2 separate regions of the Homo sapiens genome follow, and region 1 is linked to region 2. A link is an interaction called in ENCODE POLR2A ChIA-PET data of the cell type or tissue named here. Cell type or tissue: PC-9. All regions are shown on one strand. Each heading gives the region's core, and the rest is flanking DNA. Links, peaks and the distances in the headings are about the cores only. Region 1 overlaps AQP3 (aquaporin 3 (Gill blood group)). Region 2 overlaps UBE2R2-AS1 (UBE2R2 antisense RNA 1).

Region 1 (5,370 bases), core at 238-5,237, 310 kb after region 2:
CCTTTGCCCCATGTCATTGCCGCTGGCTTCTCCGTTATCTCTTGGTCTTTCTGGGATGATAATCAAAATGCTTAACTATCCAGTACAACAGGCACTGACCCGTCAGAATAAACAAGGTCTGTAGCACAGGTCCTGGAAACTGCCTGCTCTGTGGGCATAAAACCTTTAGTTATGGGCAGGTGGGAGAGGAGACCAGGGCAAGGCATTGGAGCAGCTTTGAGGGACACTCAGGGGGCTCAGGGCAACAATGCTTTACAGCTGCTGCAGAAGTATTTTCAGGCTTGAACAAGGGGAACAGACATAGTACGTTCTTTTTCTTTTTTAAATAGAGACAAAGTCTCACTATGTTGCCCAGGCTGTTCTCAAACTCCTGGGTTCAAGATCCTCCCATCTCAGCCTCCAAAGTGCTGGGATTACAGGTGTGAGCCACCACAGCTGGCTCCAGTATGTTCTATATTTGTAGAACACCAGGGCTCTTAGTCTCTTTTAGTTCCCCCATTTTTGGCAGAAAGTTTAGAACCGATCTCCCCATTTCTACAGCCCTGGGTCCCGGGCTGGGGATAGTGAGAGGAGCCACACAGATCCCTGTCTGTAGGACCTCCAAATCTGAGTGGGGAATCTGGACCCCTGAGAGCAGAGAGGTCATGGGTGGAGAGAGGAGACGCTGGGACAGGGACAGGTAAAGGAAGGGGAGGTTGTTGAGGGGGACATGGTGAAGGCTGGGGCTCTGGCATCCTGGACTCAGGAGAAGTGGATTCAACCTCACTTCTGGTCTCCTCCCTATTTATTTATGCCGCCCATTGCCACCACTACCACCACCACATGAGCTTTTCTTTTCAACTCTTTTTTTTTTTTTTTTGAGATGGAGTCCCGCTCTGTCGCCCAGGCTGAAGTGCAGTGGCGCAATCTTGGCTCACTGCAACATCTGCCTCCCATTTTCAAGTGATTCTCCTGCCTCAGCCTCCCGAGTAGCTGGGATTACAGGCACCTGCCACCACGCCTGGCTAATTTTTGTACTTTTAGTAGAGATGGGGTTTCACTATGTTGGCCAGGCTGGTCTCAAACTCCTGACCTCAGGTGATCCACCCACCTCGGCCTACCAAAGTGCTGGGATTACAGTGTGAGCCACTGCACCGGGCCTACATGAGCTTTTCTTTGGGGCAGCTGGGGGATGAGTGAGAGGCTTCCCACCTTTATGGTCCAGGCCTGAAGGGCTGTGGAGAAACTTGTGCTAAGGTGAAAGCTGTTCCCCTACACCTACGCCTGCTGAAATTCAAGGAAAATCAGTGAAGATGGTTCAGTCATCTTCTAGGATCCCAGTCGCAGACCCTGCTTCCAGCCCTTTCCATAGGGCCCTCTCATATTAGAGTTGGGACAGTGGGGTGGGAAGGCATGTGTCCTTTTTCTGGAAAGTGCAATTACAGCAGAAGGGGTTTGGGCTGGGTTCCAGGAAGCGCCTCTAGTCCTCCCAGTGGTGGCGAGTGGGCATGTTGCTGGCTTCACCCCTTCCTTCTGGAGTGAGAGTTGCTGGTCCTCACCCTCCCTGCCTGTTCTTCTTCCTGACAGATGTTTGGCTGTGGCTCCGTGGCCCAGGTTGTGCTCAGCCGGGGCACCCACGGTGGTTTCCTCACCATCAACCTGGCCTTTGGCTTTGCTGTCACTCTGGGCATCCTCATCGCTGGCCAGGTCTCTGGTAAGGCCTTAACCCTGCCCCCAGCCCTTGGCCCTCAATAGCATTCCCACTAGGTGTCCTGGCATTCCTAAGGGCAGGTCACAGCTGTGGCCTCTGCTTTGGCCCCTTGGGAAAGGAGGGTGGAGAAGAAACTTGACACTTAGAACTTTCGACTCTCACCTTGGAATCAGAGATTATCAGCTGACCTGTTACATAGACCAACCGCCATCCTGTGCAAGAAACCCCTCTCTGCACCCCTTCTCAGGGGACCCTAGCCTGCCGACTGTGGCAGGCTGCAGCTAATAGGTCCCTTGTCCCCTCTGCCCAGGGGCCCACCTGAACCCTGCCGTGACCTTTGCCATGTGCTTCCTGGCTCGTGAGCCCTGGATCAAGCTGCCCATCTACACCCTGGCACAGACGCTGGGAGCCTTCTTGGGTGCTGGAATAGTTTTTGGGCTGTATTATGGTAAGCATTCCCCACCCTGTCCTCCTCCACTACCCCCGTCCCTCTGTTCAGGACCTGCTGGCACCAGGCCTTTTGATGACAGACGGCTAGGACCTGCCCAGGCCCCGGGCTCATGACTCACTCATTCACGCACAGGGTCAAGGTAGGGGGCACGAAGGGAAAGAAACAAGTTGGGCAATAACAGAGTCTCAGGCCCTCCACCCCACCCCACGCCACCCCCTCTGCCTGCTGCAATACAGCAGTATTGCTACTTACCCATAACTCATGGGAGGGTGGGGAGGGCACACCTGAGAGGGAAGTCTGGGCTCAGGCCTCTCCCCCGACTCACTGTGTGTCTAATCTGTCACCAGATGCAATCTGGCACTTCGCCGACAACCAGCTTTTTGTTTCGGGCCCCAATGGCACAGCCGGCATCTTTGCTACCTACCCCTCTGGACACTTGGATATGATCAATGGCTTCTTTGACCAGGTATGGGCTGGGGACGTGTGAGGGGAACGCAGGGAGGGGACCGAGTTGCCTTGGTAGCTCATGGGCTGGTTGGGGGACAGGACTCCTCGACTGTAGCAGGGTTTCTCCAATCTGTGGGGTAACCCGCATCAGAACATGGTGGCAAGTACTTACAAAACATGCGGCTCTCCAGCGGGTTCTTGTCACGCAGACATTCTAGCACCATTGCTTTCAGGAGAAGAGCATGGGCGGGCGCTGACAAGAGTTTAAGAGCTAGAGGGAAGACGGGGGATGGAAGGAGGGGTCAGAGAAAGGGAGGGAGCTGCAGCTCACCCTGTTCTCCCCACTCCCCAGTTCATAGGCACAGCCTCCCTTATCGTGTGTGTGCTGGCCATTGTTGACCCCTACAACAACCCCGTCCCCCGAGGCCTGGAGGCCTTCACCGTGGGCCTGGTGGTCCTGGTCATTGGCACCTCCATGGGCTTCAACTCCGGCTATGCCGTCAACCCTGCCCGGGACTTTGGCCCCCGCCTTTTTACAGCCCTTGCGGGCTGGGGCTCTGCAGTCTTCACGTGAGTACAGCCCCCACCCAGCTCACCCCAGCCTGCCTCTCCTCTGCCCTGCCCCCCATGTCCCTGACTATGAGTGTCTGTCCCCCCAGGACCGGCCAGCATTGGTGGTGGGTGCCCATCGTGTCCCCACTCCTGGGCTCCATTGCGGGTGTCTTCGTGTACCAGCTGATGATCGGCTGCCACCTGGAGCAGCCCCCACCCTCCAACGAGGAAGAGAATGTGAAGCTGGCCCATGTGAAGCACAAGGAGCAGATCTGAGTGGGCAGGGGCCATCTCCCCACTCCGCTGCCCTGGCCTTGAGCATCCACTGACTGTCCAAGGGCCACTCCCAAGAAGCCCCCTTCACGATCCACCCTTTCAGGCTAAGGAGCTCCCTATCTACCCTCACCCCACGAGACAGCCCCTTCAGGATTTCCACTGGACCTTGCCCAAATAGCACCTTAGGCCACTGCCCCTAAGCTGGGGTGGAACCGGAATTTGGGTCAATACATCCTTTTGTCTCCCAAGGGAAGAGAATGGGCAGCAGGTATGTGTGTGTGTGCATGTGTGTGCATGTGTGTGCATGTGTGTGCAGGGGTGTGTGTGTGTGGGGGGGGTTCCCAGATATTCAGGGCAAGGGACCAGTCGGAAGGGATTCTGGCTATTGGGGGAGCCCAGAGACAGGGGAAGGCAGCCTGTCCATCTGTGCATAAGGAGAGGAAAGTTCCAGGGTGTGTATGTTTCAGGGGCTTCACATGGAGGAGCTGCAGATAGATATGTGTTTCTGTGTATGTGTATGTCTGCCTTTTTTTCTAAGTGGGGGCTTCTACAGGCTTTTGGGAAGTAGGGTGGATGTGGGTAGGGCTGGGAGGAGGGGGCCACAGCTTAGGTTTGGAGCTCTGGATGTACATACATAAGTAGGAGCAGTGGGACGTGTTTCTGTCATAATGCAGGCATGAAGGGTGGAGTGAAGTCAGGTCATAAGTTTCATGTTTGCTTTTGTTTTGTTTTGTTTTTAATGTATGTAGCAGATGTTACAGTCTTAGGGATCCGGGATGGGAGACCCCACTTTAGAAAGGGTCGTCACTCCTTTAATCCTCTACTCAACAATGTACTCTTTTACTTTTATATTAAAAAAAATAAAATAAATATGTGCCTAAAACCTCCAGTTGTGCAAATATCTTTCTGCTTGCTCTGCTGCTTTTCTGGGGCCAGTTAAGGAGCTTCCGCATGCCCACACTGACCCAGGGTGCCCGGCTGAGTGTCTGATCTGGTCAGGTTACCCTGGGGGTCATACAGAGAGGTTAGAGAGCCTCTTCACCAAGGCTCTCAGTTTGAACTCAGTGGTCCCAAACTTTCCCCCAAGTTTCCGTCCTCATGGGTACCCCCAGCATAATGAATGGAATCTTCTTCCCAATCCCTGTACCCACACATCACCCCAGAAAGGCTTGAGCCCTATGCAGGGAAGATCTTGCTGCAGAGCTACCCAATGGGGAGAACTGCTGCCCAGGAGGTGGTGAGTTCCCTGTTCCTGGAGGAGACCCATCAGACTGGGAACCTGTATTGTCCTCCACAACCTGCAGCTATTCAGGCTCCATAACCTCCACCCAGACCTTGGCCACAGCCCCCCTGGCAGCCTCCCTGCCTCCAGGCCTGCCCCAGTCAGTCCACAAAGCAACCAGAGGGATCTCTTCAAAACCTCTGCTGAAAGTGCCCATCTGGAGACCATCCACAATGCTCCATCTGGCGTTCAGGACCTCCAGGTAGGGTCAGGAGCCTACCCCTCCTCTCACATGGCTCCATCCACCTCAGCCTACTTTATGTGTTTCTGTGTTTTTGTGTCTTCAGACTTTGCTCCAAAGTCCCAACTCACATCTTTGCTCATTAAAGTCCTCATGATCTGCTTTAACGCCTCTTCCTCCGGGAAGCCATCCCTGCTCTGCCTCACTCTTCCAGCAACTTCTAGTCAGCTGTCTTAAGTGCCAAGACCCGCAGTTGCGTTCACGCTCATCTCCCCTTCTGCTTCATTTCTTCAGTCATTTCTTCACTTCTACAGAGGCACCTCTGTGCCCAGTAAGGCAGGGGGTTGGAAGACTGACTCTGGCGCTCTGACTTGCCCAGAAAAGCAACGGGCTCGGCACACCTGAGAACAGGAAGCTTTTCTCATTTGCTTCTTCCTTACCATACCCTCCTCAAGTTTCATCAAGGGAAACTTCATGCAATACAAGGGAAG
Region 2 (5,370 bases), core at 91-5,090:
AGAAATGGCCCGTATTTGCATGCTATTTAGGATATGGTAATATCAGAAAAACACAACCCAAAGCATTGAAAGTAATTGCCACTAGGGTTCTATACTCAGTATAAACTCAATAAAAACCTTCTACAATGAACGACTTCTAAGGCTATACATTGATTTATGTTGACCAAAGTAGAAAATTAAAAAATAAAGTAATATCCTCAAGAGGAGTGAGGCAAAAAGCTAACGGAAATAAAATAAAGGCACTTCTGCTAAACTACCCGACATTCGGTGTTTCTCAAAATGTATTCCCGCAACCACCTGCCCTCAGATGACCTGGCGTGCCCGTCCGGAATGGAGATTTATAGACCCAGCCCAGACCTACATCATCAGCAGTTCTCAGAGTGGTCCTTGCACTCTACCATTTAAAAAAGTTCCTCTAGACCCACTGCATTACCCATTGCTTTTTAGTAAAACAAACAAAAAACCAAAACAAATAACAACCTATTTAGAGATAGGATCTACGACTCATAAAACACACTATGGCAGATGCTGCTAGCTGCCTACCCAATGTTCATTCTCCCCCCTGCCTTATTAACAAAATTCCTATTTTGTTATTATTACTATTTTTTGAGATGGAGTTTTGCTCTTGTTGTCCAGGCTGGAGAGCAAGTGGCATGATTTCGGCTCACTGCAACCTCTGCCTCCTGGGTTCAAGCGATTCTCCTGCCTCAGCCTCCTGAGTAGCTGGGACTATAGGCACCTGCTAGCATGCCTGGCTGATTTTTTGTGTTTTTAGTAGAGATGGGGTTTCACCATGTTGGCCAGGCTGGTCTTGAACTCCTGACCTCAGGTGATCCACCCGCCTTGACCTCCCAAAGTGCTAGAATTACAGGCGTGAGCCACTGTGCCTGGCCCAAAATTCTTACTTTGATGTATTGGCATCGTGTCCGTCTAAAACACTAGATTCTCTCAGGTTCCCTCACCTTTAATAGTGTGTATGTGATATGGTTCTGGCCAATGACATGTAAGAAGTCTTTTGGGGTGGGCTACCAGAAAAGCTATTATTATTATTATTTATTATAAAGAAGGACAAGCCAGGCGCGGCGGCTCACATCTGTAATCTCAGCACTTTGGGAGGCCGAGGGGGGCAGATCACAAGGTCAGGAGTTCAAGACCAGCCTGACCAACATGGTGAAACCCCGTCTCTACTAAAAATACAAAAATTAGCTGGGCGTGGTGGTGCACGCCTGTAATCCCAGCTACTTGGAGGCTGAGGCAAGAGAATCACTTGAACCCTGGGAAGCGGAGGTTGCAGTGAGCTGAGATTGTGCCACTGAGTGAGACTCCATCTCAAAAGAAAGAAAGAGACGAGAGAGAGACAGAGAGAGAAAAGAAAAGAAAAGAAGAGAGAAAAGAAAAGAAAAAAAAAGACAAGACAAGACAAGACTCTTCTGGAGCATGCCTCTGCCCGTCTTTCTGCTGCAACTTGGGGAAGTGAGGATGAGAGCTCCATGCTAAGGAGGGTGGTGCGGGAAGACACAAGGAACCTGTCTCAGATGAGTTCATATCGGAACCCCTTTCCCAGCCTCAGGCTTCTCACCTCCAGACTTCTCCTTCTCTGAGAAAAACAAACTCCTTACTTGTTTAAGCCGTTGTAGTAGGGTTTTCTGTTCTTGTAGCTGAATGAACTTCTAATGACATGTCATACTTTTTCAGATGTTTATCTGACATACTGACCACATTTTATGTATGCCTGCTATGGGCACTGTGCTAGGAATAAGACAAGTAAAGCTCTGTTTGTCATGGAACCAGGAGAACAGTTAGAACAGAAGTTAGAACTTTAGCCACTATAATAACGGCTACAGTTAGAACAGAAGGTACATAGGCATTTCAGGCTGGGATTCAGGGAGGTTATGTTTGCTGTCACAGACCTCAAACCAAAAGAGTACATCAAAATAAGTCACTGGATTTATACATTTGGCAAATTCTCAAGAGACCACATGACAGAAGGAGCAATAATCTGAACATTGCTTTTAGCTGTAATTCTCCAATGAAGTAGATTTGGGGAAGCAACATGAGGTACTTGCTTTATTTTTTTAAATCCGTTTTTTTTCTTTGAAAAACCACAAGATTGGACTTGACAATCTTTAAGGTTATACCCAGCTCTAAGATATTTTTGTAATTATATGGAACAAAGATGGACATGAAATATACCAAATGAGAGTTTCTAAATTTAGATTCTGACAGTTCAAGTCAGAAAACATATTAAGTGTTCAGGAAAAACAAATCACAATCTTCCATCACAAAATTCAACAAGAACAACAAAAACCACTCCAGAGGCAGCTGTGGTATTCTGGAAGGAATGCTGGTTTGAGCTCCGGCTCTGCCATTTAATTCCTGGCTAACCCTGGACCACATACACAATATCTCTGTTTCCATCTCCTCATTTTTGAAATACGGATTCTAATCTTGCCTGAACAGTGCTGTTTACAAACATCGCCTTGTGCTCTATAAAGCCCCATTACGATTTCAACAACCAGCAAGATAATGGCTTATGATATCTAAGTCCTGGCAAGGAGAATGCAGGTGTGTACCTTGCTATATTCAGTTGAACTCTGCATCACATACAGAAGGCTGATAGACCTTTTAGCTTTCCTTTTTCCTCCAGCGGTGTAGTTTGTGGTCATTTAGTTTTTACACAAGAGAACAGAAAAGAGAGATAAAATTCGCTAAAATTCAGATAGTCTCTTTGTGTTTGTTTCTAGCCTCAGTGAAGGTTTCGGGGAGAGGGCTGGCTGGTTAAAAGGGTAGAAGCTTAAGAGTTCAAAGAAAGTGTGAGGAGGACAGCACTCACCTGTGGCCTCTAATTGTTCATATTCAGTATGGTCTCATACTGGGAATAATCTAGTGTTTGTCTTATGATCTGTCTACACAAACAAATATGGAATGTGTCTATAAGTACCACTAGTTGACACACTAGTGACTTTAATTCTCTTACAATAAAATGTTTTGCAATAGCAAGGACTTTGGCTAGGGGAGTGACTCTGTGTGGTGAAACTGTCCTCACCCATTTTACATTTGAGGAAAAGAGATAATCTTTTGATCACACCCAACACAGTTAACATCTGTACTTTGAACAGCTAAGTATAGCAGCTGATGTTTAACTGAAGGTAGGGGGGAGATGAGAAACAGAAACAACTGGTGCCAAATGTGAGATTCAATAACTTCGCCTCGGCCATCACAACCAACATCAACCAGAAGGGTGCGGGAGGAACTCACGGAATAAATGGGAACAGGTGTGGCCTGAGGATAAGTAAGTGGGGGCACTGTTTCCTTCTTCATGAAGATGTGAGAGGAAATCAAAGCTCTTTAAAAAGAAGGAAGTGGAATGCTTGGCTCCTGTAATATCAGAACAAATAATGCACAGCCAGAGGTCATGCCTCACCTTTTGCTTATCTCAGGCACCTCTGCTTGTAAAATCAGTGGGCCATATTCAATGAAACCTTCATTTCAGTTCCATATCTTTTCCCAGAAACCCCAGGAACAGAGCGAGCCAATATCCTTATTAAACCAAGAAGCTCGCAGTCACGAAGAGCTAAGTCTGACGCCACTGGGCCCCTACCTAACCACGTGTCCTGATTCTTTCCGTAATTTCCCACTGCACAACACCCAGGTTATACTGAAAATATAACACATCTGGTTAAAAACAGTACACGTTTCTCATGAACAATAAGCCATCCTTTCTATAAAATCAGTGTAAAATTGCAGGTAAAATGCTGTAGGCAGATCTGTTTGGAAGGCTATGCCACCCTAGGAGACAAAAAGGTGCGGGAGGAGGAAAACGGCAGACACGGCAGAAAGCAGTCGAAGAGAACGTGAAAGAAGTGGCCATTTCTGCAACTTTTAGGAGAGCTACCTGCCCTCAAATTTTGAAAGGGTTTCTATTTCTTAAAGTGCTAGGTTTCCCTGGCTGAAACTCACATCTTTCTTCCCTCTAGGGCTGGATCTAAGCTTCAGAGGTTGTTTCTCTGGCCCTAGACAGGGCCACCCCCGCAAATTTCTCCCCCACTGCGCCTGACATCCGCTTCCATCCATGGCTCCATTAACGGAAGCTAAGCACTGGATCGGGGGACTTTATCCACCGCCCAATGTTATTAGATTCCAGGCTTCCTGGCCTCAGGAAAGGATCTGGCTCATGTATTTGTGTATCGCAGCTAACAAGGAAAGGCAGTCGGGGTACCAGTGCCCAGAGCTATGTGAGCTGTGACTGGACACAGCTCAGGGGCCAGGTGGCATCCACGGGGGCGCGCGTTCCCGGACTCACGGGGCAGACGGAGGCCCGGGGCTTCACACCTTCCCCTCACCCTGCAACGCGGCAGACCTGACTCGCGGGGGACTGAGCAATATTCATTCCAGGGCCGCGGCCAGCCGGACATAGGCACTCGGGGGCGGTGGGAGTAGTGTGCGCATCGGTGCCGCAGCCCGGAGGGGGCCCCAGGTGGGCTTCTGCGACACCAGGGCCCTCCATCCCCTCCCGTCCTCCCCTAGAGGAGCCTCCATCCCTGTCCCTGAGCCCCTCCCAGTCGGTATCCCCTCCCTGTCCGCGTACCCTCCCCCGCAGGTCCCATGCGAGTCGGAACCCCCTCTCCATCACAGCCCCGCTCCTTGGCGGGGCTCCCTCTCCCTTCGAGCCCTCCTCCAGTTTCAAGCCCCCTGCGGGTACTGACGTCTGACCTGTGCCCAGCGCCTCGCAGCCGTCTGCATCCCGCGCCGCTCGCCAAGTGCGTCCACCCAGAAGCGGGTGCAGCTCCAGGCCCGCCCCGCCCCGCTGCGCCCCGCCCCGCTCCACTCTGCCAGGCCTGGCAGCCGCCAGACCCTTTCCACACTTGACCGCCCTTCCCGGTCCCGGCCAGCGTGCGGGGCATCTGTCGTCAGGTCCGCACATCCTCCAGGCCCTTGACCTTCCCTTGGAGATGTCTCTGGCCCCAGGAACTCCCTAGGCTGTGTGCTTCAGGAGAGGCTGGTTCCTGAGTCACCCAGGAGGACTGCAACCAACCGGGACCTCCTGGGATGCAAAGAGATCGCAGGGCCTGGGAGGCGGCGAGGAGCCCGAGCACAGGCTGTGGCTCTGAAGAGTGTTTGTTACCAAGCCAGGCAACCACTGCGAACACACCGGAGAAACAGCCACAGATCACCGTCCAGCAAAGGAAGAAGGCACCAACGGTCCATCAGGGACCACAACCCAGTTTTTCTAGTTTAAGTTTGGTGGCTAAGTTTGAGTGTCACATAGTTCATTCATTCCTTCATTCATTCAACAAATCTGCCACGTTCCCATCTGATAACAGATCTGACAGGTGGGCACAGTTCTAGGTGCTGGCAATAGAGCTGAGA

The links. Peaks named below come from ENCODE experiments on the same cell type or tissue, not always from the same donor. Only the 100,000 strongest peaks of a DNase experiment are listed, where the experiment ranks them.
Region 1: POLR2A ChIA-PET joins it to region 2 with 6 read pairs; 1 of 35 experiments calls an interaction of 5 or more read pairs at or near these places.

What each region holds. Positions count from the first base shown.
Region 1 is chr9:33,440,089-33,445,458 of GRCh38, reverse strand. AQP3 (aquaporin 3 (Gill blood group)) reads left to right here. Exons shown (of 6, transcript NM_004925.5): 2 at 1,567-1,693; 3 at 2,001-2,138; 4 at 2,489-2,607; 5 at 2,941-3,158; 6 at 3,248-4,299. The coding sequence ends at 3,416. Among named protein-coding and RNA genes, the nearest start is that of AQP3, 4.8 kb to the left of the region's middle. RefSeq lists an enhancer at 1,514-2,713. In PC-9, for the core only: no CTCF peak of the experiment used is centred there; DNase peaks (open chromatin) are centred at 1,768 and 2,278; H3K27ac peaks cover 1,228 bases.
Region 2 is chr9:33,750,071-33,755,440 of GRCh38, reverse strand. The region is part of intron 3 of UBE2R2-AS1 (UBE2R2 antisense RNA 1); the gene reads left to right. It also overlaps a transcript of PRSS3 not described here. Among named protein-coding and RNA genes, the nearest start is that of PRSS3, 43 kb to the left of the region's middle. In PC-9, for the core only: no CTCF peak of the experiment used is centred there; DNase peaks (open chromatin) are centred at 2,980, 3,400 and 4,990; H3K4me3 peaks cover 2,322 bases; H3K27ac peaks cover 2,226 bases.